2 separate regions of the Homo sapiens genome follow, and region 2 is linked to region 1. Evidence: chromatin contacts called from ENCODE Hi-C or POLR2A ChIA-PET data. All regions are on one chromosome and are shown on one strand. The core of a region is the stretch at or near the end of the contact, and the rest is flanking DNA. Distances in the headings are between cores, read along the strand shown.

Region 1 (6,350 bases), core at 2,654-5,153:
GTATGCTTAATGTTGTGTTGTTGGTAAATAATACTATACACTGTGTTAGCGATTGCTAATATTGTTGGATGGTAAGATTGTCAATGACTGCCTCAGATGAGTACCTGAGAGCCTCTCATTCAGATTACTTTCATGCTTCTCTCACACTAGGGAAATACTTCTATTGAGAAAACTAAGGCTCTGTAGGGTTGAGAGAACTCTTAACAGAAACATTTTGAGTAGAACCTAGATTACTCTGCCTTATCTTTTTTTTGTCCCCAACTCCTGGATGCCTGTAAACCTTTCTCTCTGCGCTGCCTCATTCAGACATCATTTCTCATGTATTCTAGAGCAAGGCGTTCTAACTAGCTTCTCTAACAGCAGTCCAACCCCCTTTTGTCTCTCCTTTCCACTGCCATCATTGTTCCTTTCCTAACACAAATTTAATAAAGCTAACAACTAAGAAGCTATCTTAGGCACTCATTTTCTAGAGTATAAAATTTGGTAAAAGCTTAGTATAAAGCCTACAGTGTAAAGTTAACATAATCTTAGAGGTTCATGTTAGCCAAGCCTTCTTTTTCAACTTCGGAAAACTTTCTGCTCTTCAAGATCCATTGTTTCATCTTCAGAGGAATGCCCCTCCTTCTAAACTCTGAGATCTCTCTGTCCTGCATTCCTTCTCTCCGCAAAGCCTCTCTCTGAACCATCTGATAAATTCCTGTTCACTCTTAATAGCCACCCTGCCACCATTCTTTTCCCTAGGATACCATGCAGCTTATCTTTTGGTGAAAAGTTCTGTATGAGTAAATTAGTATTGAGATTTACCTTGATATAACGACAACCTGTGGCAACAAATACTCGTCAGTGTGGAAGAAAATATCAGAGACTTCAACTTTTCATTTTCATTAGGGAAAATGTCTGACTTGTTTAATTCTACCACTTGCAGTTAGCTAAGGTAATGTGCTGTGAAATGATTAACAGGTGCAACAGGTAGAAAAGACGCTTTAATTAACTCTCTATAAACAAATTTAGTAGGTGGGCACTTACATGATTTCCTGGCTTTCATATATATGGTAGATAAGCAGTTTGTCTCAATAGTGTACTTGGTCATCAATTTGCAATCATTATCTAAAATATAAAATTTTCTCAAGTAGCATAAAGAGAAGAGACCCTTGATGTTTCAATTTAACAAGTTACTCATTACATTTTCAGTTCTCACCTCATTGTCCCTCAATAACTTACCTTTTAGTGCCTTTCCTGAATAATTCTTAATTTTTCTAGCATATTCTATATATCTATTTGTGAAGCACCTGAAACATATAAAGAACTAGTACTCTGTGTATTATCGCTGCCACTAATTGCAGCAGAGGGGAGTGAATTCAGTGTGGGCTGAAGTTGTCTGAAAGGCATCATGAAAGAGTTGGAACTTTAGTTGATCCTTAAAAGATAAATTTGAATTAAACAGGAGAGCCAATACTGCCAGTTATTGAACTGCTAGAGCAAAGATTTGCATATATTCCGAGGACCATAAGGCAGGCTGTGACCATTGGAAATTAGGTTTCATAGATAGAGTGTGTCAACTGTAGACAGTTCTGAGAGCCAGGCAGGGCACTGACTCAACTGTGTTAAGCACTCATGTATGAAAAAGGAACATGATGGAAGTAGCAGTTCAGAAAGACTTCCTTGAGTGGGTTGGTTAGCATCACACAAATGCACAAAAGTTTGCATACAGCTTTAAGGAACTCCTCTGAAGGCCTGAAACTCCTCTTAAGGCCTGGTGAAGAACCCCTCAAGTAGAGACCAGAGGCCCAGATGGAGAGTTGCTGAAATATTTTTTTTTTTTTTTTTTTTTTTTTTTTGAGACGGAGTCTCGCTCTGTCGCCCAGGTCGGACTGCGGACTGCAGTGGCGCAATCTCGGCTCACTGCAAGCTCCGCTTCCCGGGTTCACGCCATTCTCCTGCCTCAGCCTCCCGAGTAGCTGGGACTACAGGCGCCCGCCACCGCGCCCGGCTAATTTTTTGTATTTTTAGTAGAGACGGGGTTTCACCTTGTTAGCCAGGATGGTCTCGATCTCCTGACCTCATGATCCACCCGCCTCGGCCTCCCAAAGTGCTGGGATTACAGGCGTGAGCCACCGCGCCCGGCCGAGTTGCTGAAATATTTATTCAAATGGTGATGGAAGCCAAAGCTAAGATGGTGGCAGTGGAAGTAGAGACAGGCATTTCTGAAGAAAAATGAATAAGATTTGGTATCTCATTGGATATGGAGATGGAAGGAGGAGAGGGGATAATAGAAGATGACAGTTTGGTAGATTAAAAAATGGTTATGCCAATGGCAGAATTAGCCATGGTCCATAGTGACTAATTCTGTTTATGCTTATTAGTCTTATATGCTTGTATTCATAATTCAAAGTCCTAGAAAAGAAAAAGAAACAAGTGAAGAAAACTCAAAATGCCTAAACATCCAAATAAAAGAAAGTTTCAGAACTTTGAGCTCAAAGAGAGCTACATGTTCAAGTGAGCTCTGTGAGACAAGGCAAAATGCCTTCCTCATAATATCTTAAGCCAGGAATATGTTCTTTGAATTTACGACTTCTTAAAATAGGAGTCAATAAAAAAAATGCAGCAAGTGTTTGCAAGTTAACTGGGGAGAAAAATGTTTTTCTCCTAACACCACATTCAAGTTCTATGTATTGACACTAATATGAGTATATACAAACTTGTAACCAGAAGAGGTAGATTCTCTAATCCTTTATGTAAGTTAACTCATATATGCTTAAATTTGTTATTTTTATGTAAAACAATATTTTTAATCAAATGAAACTATAAAACAAACTGACTCTAAAGTTGGTCTGTACTTCATTTTCTTATAATCTATAATCAGGAAATCCATTCACTCCTGCTTTATAATTTTTGTGCCTTTAAGTGGTCAGAGGAATGTGACATCTGCATACAGTCACGTCTAAATTGATAATTGTCCAGGCAGAGGGTAATTTTAAAACATAGCATGAAAAAAGGTTGAATCCATATATTAGAAGGTTGTTGAGAGGTGGTGTTTCCCACCTCCCGGACCCCTGAATTTAAATGCGACCATTCTCTTTGGTGAATTTATCTTAAGGTGGGACAACAGGCTCAACACAGGCCGCAGCATTCTGAGTGAGGAGGAGGCTGCGGTTTCCCAGCCGGTTTAAATGCAGGCTCTTCTTAGCAGTAAACCACACGCATGTATTCATCATTGATTTTCAAATCATAGGTTTCTATATCACTGGTTTAGGATCCACAGTCTTGCATTCCTGAATCTATATTATGTCCAAAGAATAACAATTTGGTGGCTGGAAACAGAAATGGTTATTATACGGCTCCAAAATGCTAGCTGGCACAATATGCTAAAAACAGCAGAAATTCACTAGCAAAAAGCAGAATTTATTTGTTCTTAAAAATAACTTGATGCTCTAAAAATATGAATTTAAGAAGTGTCATCATGGTTCAAAATATTTTACATTTCAGTATGTAAACACCTTAAAATATGTGACTAATCTTCTAAAATGGCGTAATTTCCAAATAACAGGAAATATTCCAAGAGAAAAATAGAAGGCTTTTAAAATCAATTTTTTTAGTTTTGAGGTATTTACTGAATGAAAAGCTACAATGTATATTTACTTTTTTTTCCCCTACTGCTGCCCTGAATCACTGTTTAAAATGTGGGCAAAAAGACATAGGCTTTGTTGGAATTTCTCAGAGAGTTTACTGTAGAAAATGCTAAAAAAAAAAAAAAAAAAAAAAAAAAAAAAAAACAAACTTTTCTCAAGGCCTCCGTGAAGCATTTCCATTTTCGCACACTGGCCCAGTGCTTGTCATATCACAGGACAACACATTTCACGAAGCGGTTTTACTTCCTTTTAGCAAAATAACTCCTCCATGCAAACCAGTATCGGCATCTACCGAGCTGGGGTTTTAGTTTCTTCTGATCTATTCAAGCTTCATTGCACTGCTTAACAGACTTTTTTCTCCCCCTTCTTTTGAAATTACCCAGCTAATTTTCCATTTGATTGTTTATATAAACCAGATCTCACACAGGCTTAATAGATAAGTGACATATGTCTTCAGTGTGTCCATCTGACCTTCAGCTGACAGCAAAGTATAGAGCAGAATTGACCTTGATGTTCTTATTCTCTTTTTATCCCGTAGAATCTATTAATTCAAACTAAGTTCATAACATATTCACAATAATGATTCAGGATGACATATTAAATATAAAACTCCTCTAAGCACTCCATTTTGTCAAGCTTTTTTTTTTTAAGTGAACATACTCTCTTTTGTTTGTTTTTTTCTTCTAGTGAGAGGAAGTAAATGCATTGTTTTATGTAACAGCTTTTGCCATGGAATACTGTTCGAATTTACTGTAAAGAAAATTTGGGGGTTTGTCATATTTATCTAGCTTTAGAGAATTTGGCTAATATTCCAGAAGTTTTCTTATAGAAGGGAATTGATATTCAGATTCAACCAACATTTCTTAAGTGAGTCCTGTCACTTAACACACGTTTTGGGGGTGTCCAGTTTGCTTTATTTTTGTTTTTTTGCCCCAGGAACTGGGATAATTTTATTCATAATCCAATTGACAGACTTAATCTTGTAGTTATTTGTTATATATTCAGCCTGTTTATTCATGCATAAAATGAGACAGGTAAATGAATGGGATATGAAGAACAAATCTGCTTTATACAGTGTGCCTCAAATATATTTTGCTTCTAAAGATGTTCCCATAAATATCTCCTGAAATATACCTTTGCTCTGCCTTCCCAGTTCCTCATGGCCTCTATCTCAGGCCATCAAAGTAGTCTCCAGACTGGTCCACACTAGCAGGCCTTACTAATTCCTGAGTATACCAATGCCAGTAGATCTTTCTGACCACTTAGAGGTCTGTGTCATACCTCTACTCTGAAACTTTCATTTCCACCATATAAACCCAAGGACTTTTAGCCTGGAATTTGAGATCTCCACAGCCCAACCCCTGCATCCCTCCAGAGCCTCTGACACCCCTCTCTTTTCACGGGTCCCCTTCTAAACAGGTTCCTCTCAGTGCCCCTTACCATGCTCTTTAAACTCCTACCTCAGCCCTTTCCTACTGCCCAGTCACAAGCCTAACATATCTTCCTATGGCCTTTCTTTAAGGCCCTCATCAATTCCTGCCTCTTCTGTGAATCTTTTATTGGATCACCTCTTCTCTCCCGGGAACTCAATAACACTTAATCTGGATTACTCTGCAGGCACCTCACCCTACGCTGCCTTGTATTGGTCTTTATGTTTTCCATGAGTATGTATTGGATTACCACAAAGAGATTTCAGAGCTTTTCAAGCCTGGGGCCTTGTCTTTGCATCCTCACTGGGTAGCACACAATCTCACTCATGCAGGGGTAATAGATACTTGTGTTTTGTAATGATGGCAATAACAATGAGGTTTAACTGTCTCCTTTAGAAAGCTTCAGAAAACAACTGTCTAGTTTCTAGCAAGGATTGTTGAATCAGGTAGCTGAGTTCTCTTATTCTCCCTTCAGAGGCAGTGGAGGAAATCAGCAGATGTCTTTCTGAGTCCACTGTCATGCCAGCTCTGCTGGCATTTGTAATCAACTCCTCCCTAGCTCTCTTGGTCATATTTTGAAATATGAAAAACGCAGACCTTGGGATACCCACTTTTCTGTTAGTAGGATACTGAACATCAGAGACCTAAGAAAACCCTTTCAGTCTTCCAGTTCAATGGCTATTCCTGTGCCTTGGTGAATCAGCACTTTAGCGGAGGCATCATCACTTCATTTCAGCTCCAGGGAAGGAGTCTTGCTTTCTGAAGTTCTGTGTGAGGAGGAAAGCAAGGGTTGTACACTGAACTTAGTAAGGAGGGCAAAGCAGATGGAAGAAAAACCATAGAGAGAATTCACTCAGAGAAAAGCGGAACTGAACAGCAAAATGTGTAAGCGGCTTCCCCTCCTCCTGCCTGTCCTAGAAATTACAGTCTTGCTGGTATGCCCTTTCTTCATTTAAGGACACACAGACACACAAAATAAAACCCAAACCAGTGAACTGAAAGAGTGAGTCACGCCAGCCAGGCCTCCGCCAAGCTAGTCAATTAAAGTGCAAGACCAGTTCTGTGCTTTTCTTAGACCCTGAACTACTGTCTGACTTTCTTCCTGAATATTTTTGATAGGAAAAAAAGTATATGCTGACTTCTGAGCAAGTTGATGTATATTGGCTCTCTTCTCATAAAAAGTTTTTAATCTTCCTTCAGAGGACTATTGAATACTTAATTGGGTTACTTGTCCCATGGAGGTCAAATCAGTCATCCTATGGTTTTGCAATGTACGTCTTACCATTAAGCT
Region 2 (5,870 bases), core at 1,286-3,785, 35 kb before region 1:
CAGAGAAATCCCACCATTTGTGAACCAGTTACAATAGTCTGTGTCACCTCCTCCATTCCCTCAGCTCCCACAGGGATGTCCTGTGCCGCAATCTTGAAGTCATTCCAGATATTGCTTTAACCTACCAGAACTTGTACTCCTTACATTTTGAGGTAATAATCTTATTAAAACAAATAAATAGTACTGTCACTCTACAAGACCACCCAACTCATTTGAATTAGTGTCTGTCACTGTTAGAAAGTATGACTGTCAAGTTTGTTTGCTTATTCATTTATCCAGTGAACCATAACTGAGAATCTTGGTTGAGTCCACACATATTACCCAAGCCCTGTGTTAGGGACCAGAGATGCCCATTTTTCACAGAACTCACTACCTGGTGGTGAAGCAGACATGTTAAAAAATAAATTACAGTATAACATACCACATATAAAAAAGAGGTCAAGGACTGTACAGGTACAGAAAAGGGAGTTCCTGAGTGCCTTCTACAAGCGTTAGGAAAAAGCTTCACCAAGTAAGTGAGGGCATTAGGTAATAGGGTGTCCTAGGACAATTAAGGTTTGTGTAACTGAGAGGAGGAGTAAATAAGGATATTCTAGGAAGGATGGAATGGCGTATATCAAAGCAGTGTTTCTAAAGGATTGAGCTGACTTGCCAAATGACATGAAATTTCCCCCTTGGCCAAAACCCAGCGATATAGTTTGGCTGTATCCTGACCCAAATCTCACCTTGAATTGTTACAGTCCCCACATGTCATGGGAGGGACCCAGTGGGAAGTAATTAAATCTTGGGGATGGATCATTCCCATGCTGGTCTCATGATAGTGAATAAGTCTTATGAGATGTGATGGTTTTATAAATGGGGGTTCCCCCGCACAAGCTCTCTTGCCTGCCGCCATGTAGGACATGCCTTTGCTTCTCCTCTGCCTTCTGCCATGATTCTGAGGCCTCCCCAGCCATGTGAAACTGTGAAGCCATTAAACCTATTTTTCTTTATAAATTACTCAGTCTTGGTATGTCTTTATTAGCAGTGTGAGAACAAGCTAATACACACAGTAGGCTGGAGAAAAGAGGAAATGAGCCTAGAGGCAGGTGGAGGGTTTTCAAGGAGAACAGCCATCCAATTAGATGTGCATTTTAATTAGACCCTGCCAGAAGTATGAAGGAAGATTGACTGGAAGGTGGGAGTCCAAAAACAAACAGACAAAACACAGAAGACCAAATAGAAAGAATAACGATAGGTGAGTCAAGAAATTACGGAATCAAGGGTGATTTCTGAGTTTTCAGCTTGAACAAGTACATTGTGACATTTGCTAGGAAGGGAAAGATGGGAGAGAAATGGATGAAGGGGTAGGCTGGAATCCAGAAAATAAATGGGAAAAGAAATGATATAGTAGAAGAGATCGTGGGAAATCCTGTAGAAATGAGGAAATGTGGTGACTCAAAAGATAGCTCAGAAGTGACTGGTGAATGCAAAGATGTAGGATATAAGCTACTCGCATTTCAAATGACTAATCACGCATAGACTCAAATTGAATAAAAAGGCATTTACAACTAGGAAATAAAAATAATGATTTGACTTATTTTGATGACCCAGGATAACATCTACATCTTTTGTTAAAATAAGTCATTAATGGTTTATGAAAGATGCTCCAACATGTTATTTGTAAAGCATCAGTGCCTCAAGATACAGCCTTTTTGTCCCTGTAACCAACCCATTTGCAAGTAAAATGCCATAGTCTAAAATGTTTAGTATGTGAAGTTACAATTATTATACATTTTATACTTTCAAAAAACCTGTTCTCTGATCTTATATTAATTTACTCCTTTCCTCTCTCAACCTTTGTTTAATTTATAGTTCTGTCTTGTCTTTTCCTTCCTCATTTAAGAAATCACTAACATTGCCCATTCTTCAAAACAACCTACAACTTGATTCTTTGCATTCCAGCCTTTCTTTTCTTAACTTGCATTATAAAGATTATTAGGATAGGCTGGACACAGTGGCCCATGCCCATAATCCTAGCACTTTAGGAGGCTTAGGTGGGTGGATTACATGAGGTCAAGAGTTCAAGACCAGCCTGGACAACATTGTGAGACCCCATCTCTACCAAAAACTACAAAAATTAGCCAGACTTGATGGCACACACCTGTAATTCCAGCTACTTGGGAGACTGAAGTGGGAAGATCACTTGAACCCAGGAGGCAGAGGTTGCAGTGAGCTGAGATCATGCCGCTGCACTCCAGCCTGGGTGACAGAGCAAGACTCTGTCTAACAACAACAACAACTATAGCTATAGATATAGATATATAGGATTAACTGCATATCCTATCATGCATTTCAATTATTATATATTAAATGTTCTCTCTTTAGTATTTCACTTCACATCTCTGCTGGATTGAGGATCTCAGGGAGTGTTTTACAGCTAACGTGTGCCAGACTTCCCCATCTCAGTCCCATTCTAGGCCAACTCATGATGCATGCCCTGTCCGGGTTCCAATAGAGGTTTGGCGGAAGAATCCTTACAAACACCAAATCCTTGATCTGTCCTGAGGAAGCCTGAATCATCTGATTGGCCCCAGAATCACCCTGATTTTCCATGAATTCCCTCAGGCAAATGTTGGCCCAGAATAAGACCAATGTAAAAGCCCAGGAGAATAGTGGAGCAGTAGACTAGCATCCAAGAATGGGGGAAAATGATGAACTTTGCCCAAGAATTTGAAAGCATGCTTAATTCAGATTTATAGTATCTGACTCACATTCACAAATTTCCCTGTGCTCTTTCCTACAAAGGTTTTGTTTTTCCTTTGCTAACCTTTACCTTCTGCCTAAAATATCACTCCCTTTTTTCTCTTTCCATGCTGAAAATTCTGTGCCCTCTTTCAGCTACACTTTTGATCACTGAGATTATATGCTTATGACTTTCTGGCATTAAAAGATTTCACTGACTGCTCAGTTTTTCTGAGGGTGTCTATTTAGACTAGTACCCCTAAATTTTAAGCGTTCAATAATGTAAAATTTGTGAGTTATAATGTTTCATACATAGTACAAATCACACCTACATTGCACTGCTTTCTAACTTAAAAACTGTACATTTCAAAAAGTAGTAAATTTGGGAGTTATTAAGAGGGAATAAAAACATTGAGTTTTAACGTAGTGTGAAATGGTAGTAATAAATGGAAAAAAAAGAGATTGCAGTTGCAAAATACTGCACTGAGACTAATCTTCCTCCCTCTAACATTTGAACATTCTTTTCTGTTCTGTTCATCTATTCATTTCAGTTTGTCATGAATGCTGCAAATATCTAGTAAGTTCCGACCACTTGCCAGGCCTTGTGCTAAGTTCTGGTGATACGAGATGACAAATAAACTATTCCTAACCTCTAGTAGCTCATAGTAGCAGGAAGAAAAACACATACATAAACAAATCATCTTTATCAAATGTCCAGAAAAATCATCTTAGCATCCAGAGGACCACTGGCAGCACCTGACATATAGTAGCAGTTAGTAAATATGTATCAAGGGGTCTGGACCCTACTACAGCCTTTGCCTCCAGCCAGCCAGACAGCCTTGGTCAAGTCAAGAAACCTCCACATACATTAACATTGAAGTGGAAATGTGTGTTCCATTCATTCATCTAGCATTTATTGAGCAACTACAGTAGGTCAGACTGCTCTCTGGTGAAACTCCAAAGTGAATAAAGCAAAGTGCTTTGTTAAGGACCTCTCAATCTAGCAGAGGGGAAAAAGCACATAAAGGATCAATAATGTATGATTAAGACTATAGTGGGAAAATGTGTAGAATAAAATGAGTGCCTGAATGAAGGAGAAACTGATTCAGCCTGAGCGATCAGAAAGTCTAAAGAGAGGAGACAATGTGTCAGCTGCTCTTTGAAGGAGGAACAGATATTGGTGGGCTCATTCCTGAAGGAGAGCCCAGCTTGAGAAGGGATGCAGAAGGAAAGGCATGCAGCGTTTGCACCATTATTCCTCACCCACTGTGGGCATGAGGAAGGGCCGGATGATGCTTGGCGGTCTCATCCAGACTAGAGTATCAATAATTAGCACCATTTGAATGTTTATGTCAAATAATTTGTGGCCCTTAAGACAGAGTTGGTGGATGTTTCCTTGTGTTCAATACATGAAAAGGCTTTCAAATCTTTAATTAGTGTGTCTTTTATTTCCATTATTTGAAGATGAAAATGATTCAGTCAAAAAAATTTCAGCTCCAATATTAAGATTATCTTTTGAGGAAGCATATAAAAATAAAAACAATGACAATATCCAACCCCATCCACCCCTTCCCCAGTAGAAGTTGATATCTGGCTAGAATGAGCATTAATAAATAACCTAGAGAAATACAGTATTGTACAGTTTTATATTTTCAACTTTTTATTAAAATTTTTACCACAAGTGAATAATTTTTGTTAAAATCTAACTTTTTGTACTCTGTATTGGATATGATTTGCTTGCCTAATTAAAGTCTACCTGCTGATTATACTAGATTTAATATATTAATGTGTCTTCATTTCTAGAATAAGAACAAAGAAAAGGGACTATGGTACTACAGGGAGAGATAGTATAGACAATGCTTACAGTTTTATTAAAACCTGTGGAGAAATTTCTTGGCATCTAATCTTCCCTCAGCCTAAGGCAAAAACCATACAATGTTATAAGTCAGGTCAGAGCTTTTTAGTTTTAAATTTGGCTGCTTTCCTAACACATAAGCGTACAAAACAGTATCTGGCACATGGTAGGTTTTCAATAATTGTTTGCCGAATAAATTTTAAATGAAGTAAGGCACTGGGCACAGTCCTCAAAGCACCTCTCTGTAGATACTAAAGGGTCAGGAAACAGCAGCAGCGTGAGTACCAGCACACCAATATGGAAACACTTTCAGGAAATATTCTTAGAAACTCAATTTATAGGCAGTATTCATTTCAACTGCACTTCCTATTCCTACATGAATTTACTACTTTCTAAAGATTATTCAGCTTGTTAAGAGTAGATACTTATCTTCATAAAGCTGTGAACGACAAGCAAAAAAATGATTCAGGATCAGAGGAAAGGAAACTACCTTTTCTAAGTTGATGCTTTTTTTTCTTGGTTTTTGTGTGAACATGACATTGATGCAACTAATAGTAATAATTCCTGCATGTGTTCTTGACACATCAACCCTCTGAAGTAAAGATCACACTACCTATGCAACAAAGTGTGATTACTTGGATTTTTAACAAAGGTTAATAGGAGTAATTTGGGGGTTTCTCCAGGTTTCTCTGCATGTAGAATGGGCAGGCACAGGAAAAGGATGATGATGAAAATATACATTCTTGAGGACTGAGACTGCAGACATGTAAAGAAATTGAGTGGTTGAAAGCTTTTAGTCTGTGATGGTGGTTCTCTGAAAAAAAGCTGAATTTTACTTAAATAGCATTAATATAAAAATACAGCTTCATATAATCGAAAAAGGTCAATAATTTACTTATTTCTTTTTACTAACGAGATAATTTTTGAAAGAATAAAAGGAAAAAATTTTTTAAATAACAAAATAGTATTTAAGAAGGGAAAAATCAGTTTTAATCACTGCATAAGAAAAGGATTTTCTAGTTGATAACGTAATGCCTAAAACAAGAAATGAGAGCTCCATGTAGCATTCTTTTTCATTTATATTCCTTTCAGTAACGAAATAGAATCTGTTCCCCTAATGAAATTCTATTTCATTAGAATTTTTGAAGCACCTGTCACCTATCATCATCAGTTTGTACGTATTTCAAGTTTTTCCGATGAGCAAATGGAATAATGCAGGGTCCATATGTCCACATGTCTGGGAGGAAAGATTCCACGTGGTTTTTGGATTACCTGTCTGGACTCTTTCTCC

The links. A loop is a pair of places that touch in the nucleus more often than their neighbours do. ChIA-PET counts read pairs that join two places held with the same protein, here RNA polymerase II (POLR2A). Pooled maps may share reads with other maps.
Region 2: a loop to region 1 is called in a map of ascending aorta, with 3 times the contacts of the local background. The contact joins two enhancer-like sites. A Hi-C loop is called at or near these places in 2 of 168 maps with a recorded cell type or tissue (aorta and ascending aorta), 5 of 37 single-sample maps with no recorded cell type and 6 of 50 pooled maps. POLR2A ChIA-PET finds 5 or more read pairs at or near these places in 3 of 52 experiments (GM10248, activated B cell and activated T-cell).

Annotation. Positions count from the first base shown.
Region 1 is chr5:88,731,989-88,738,338 of GRCh38, reverse strand. The region is part of intron 6 of MEF2C (myocyte enhancer factor 2C); the gene reads left to right. Among named protein-coding and RNA genes, the nearest start is that of GSCAR, 38 kb to the right of the region's middle. RefSeq lists enhancers at 1,764-1,813, 2,946-3,045, 5,737-6,016, 6,137-6,186. Within about 2 kb of position 3,903, at least 9 of the 41 ENCODE cell types and tissues checked have a DNase peak (open chromatin) inside an H3K27ac peak, as active enhancers do; they include ascending aorta, where a contact is called at or near this core.
Region 2 is chr5:88,766,061-88,771,930 of GRCh38, reverse strand. The region is part of intron 3 of MEF2C (myocyte enhancer factor 2C); the gene reads left to right. Among named protein-coding and RNA genes, the nearest start is that of GSCAR, 72 kb to the right of the region's middle. Within about 2 kb of position 2,535, at least 4 of the 41 ENCODE cell types and tissues checked have a DNase peak (open chromatin) inside an H3K27ac peak, as active enhancers do; they include ascending aorta, where a contact is called at or near this core.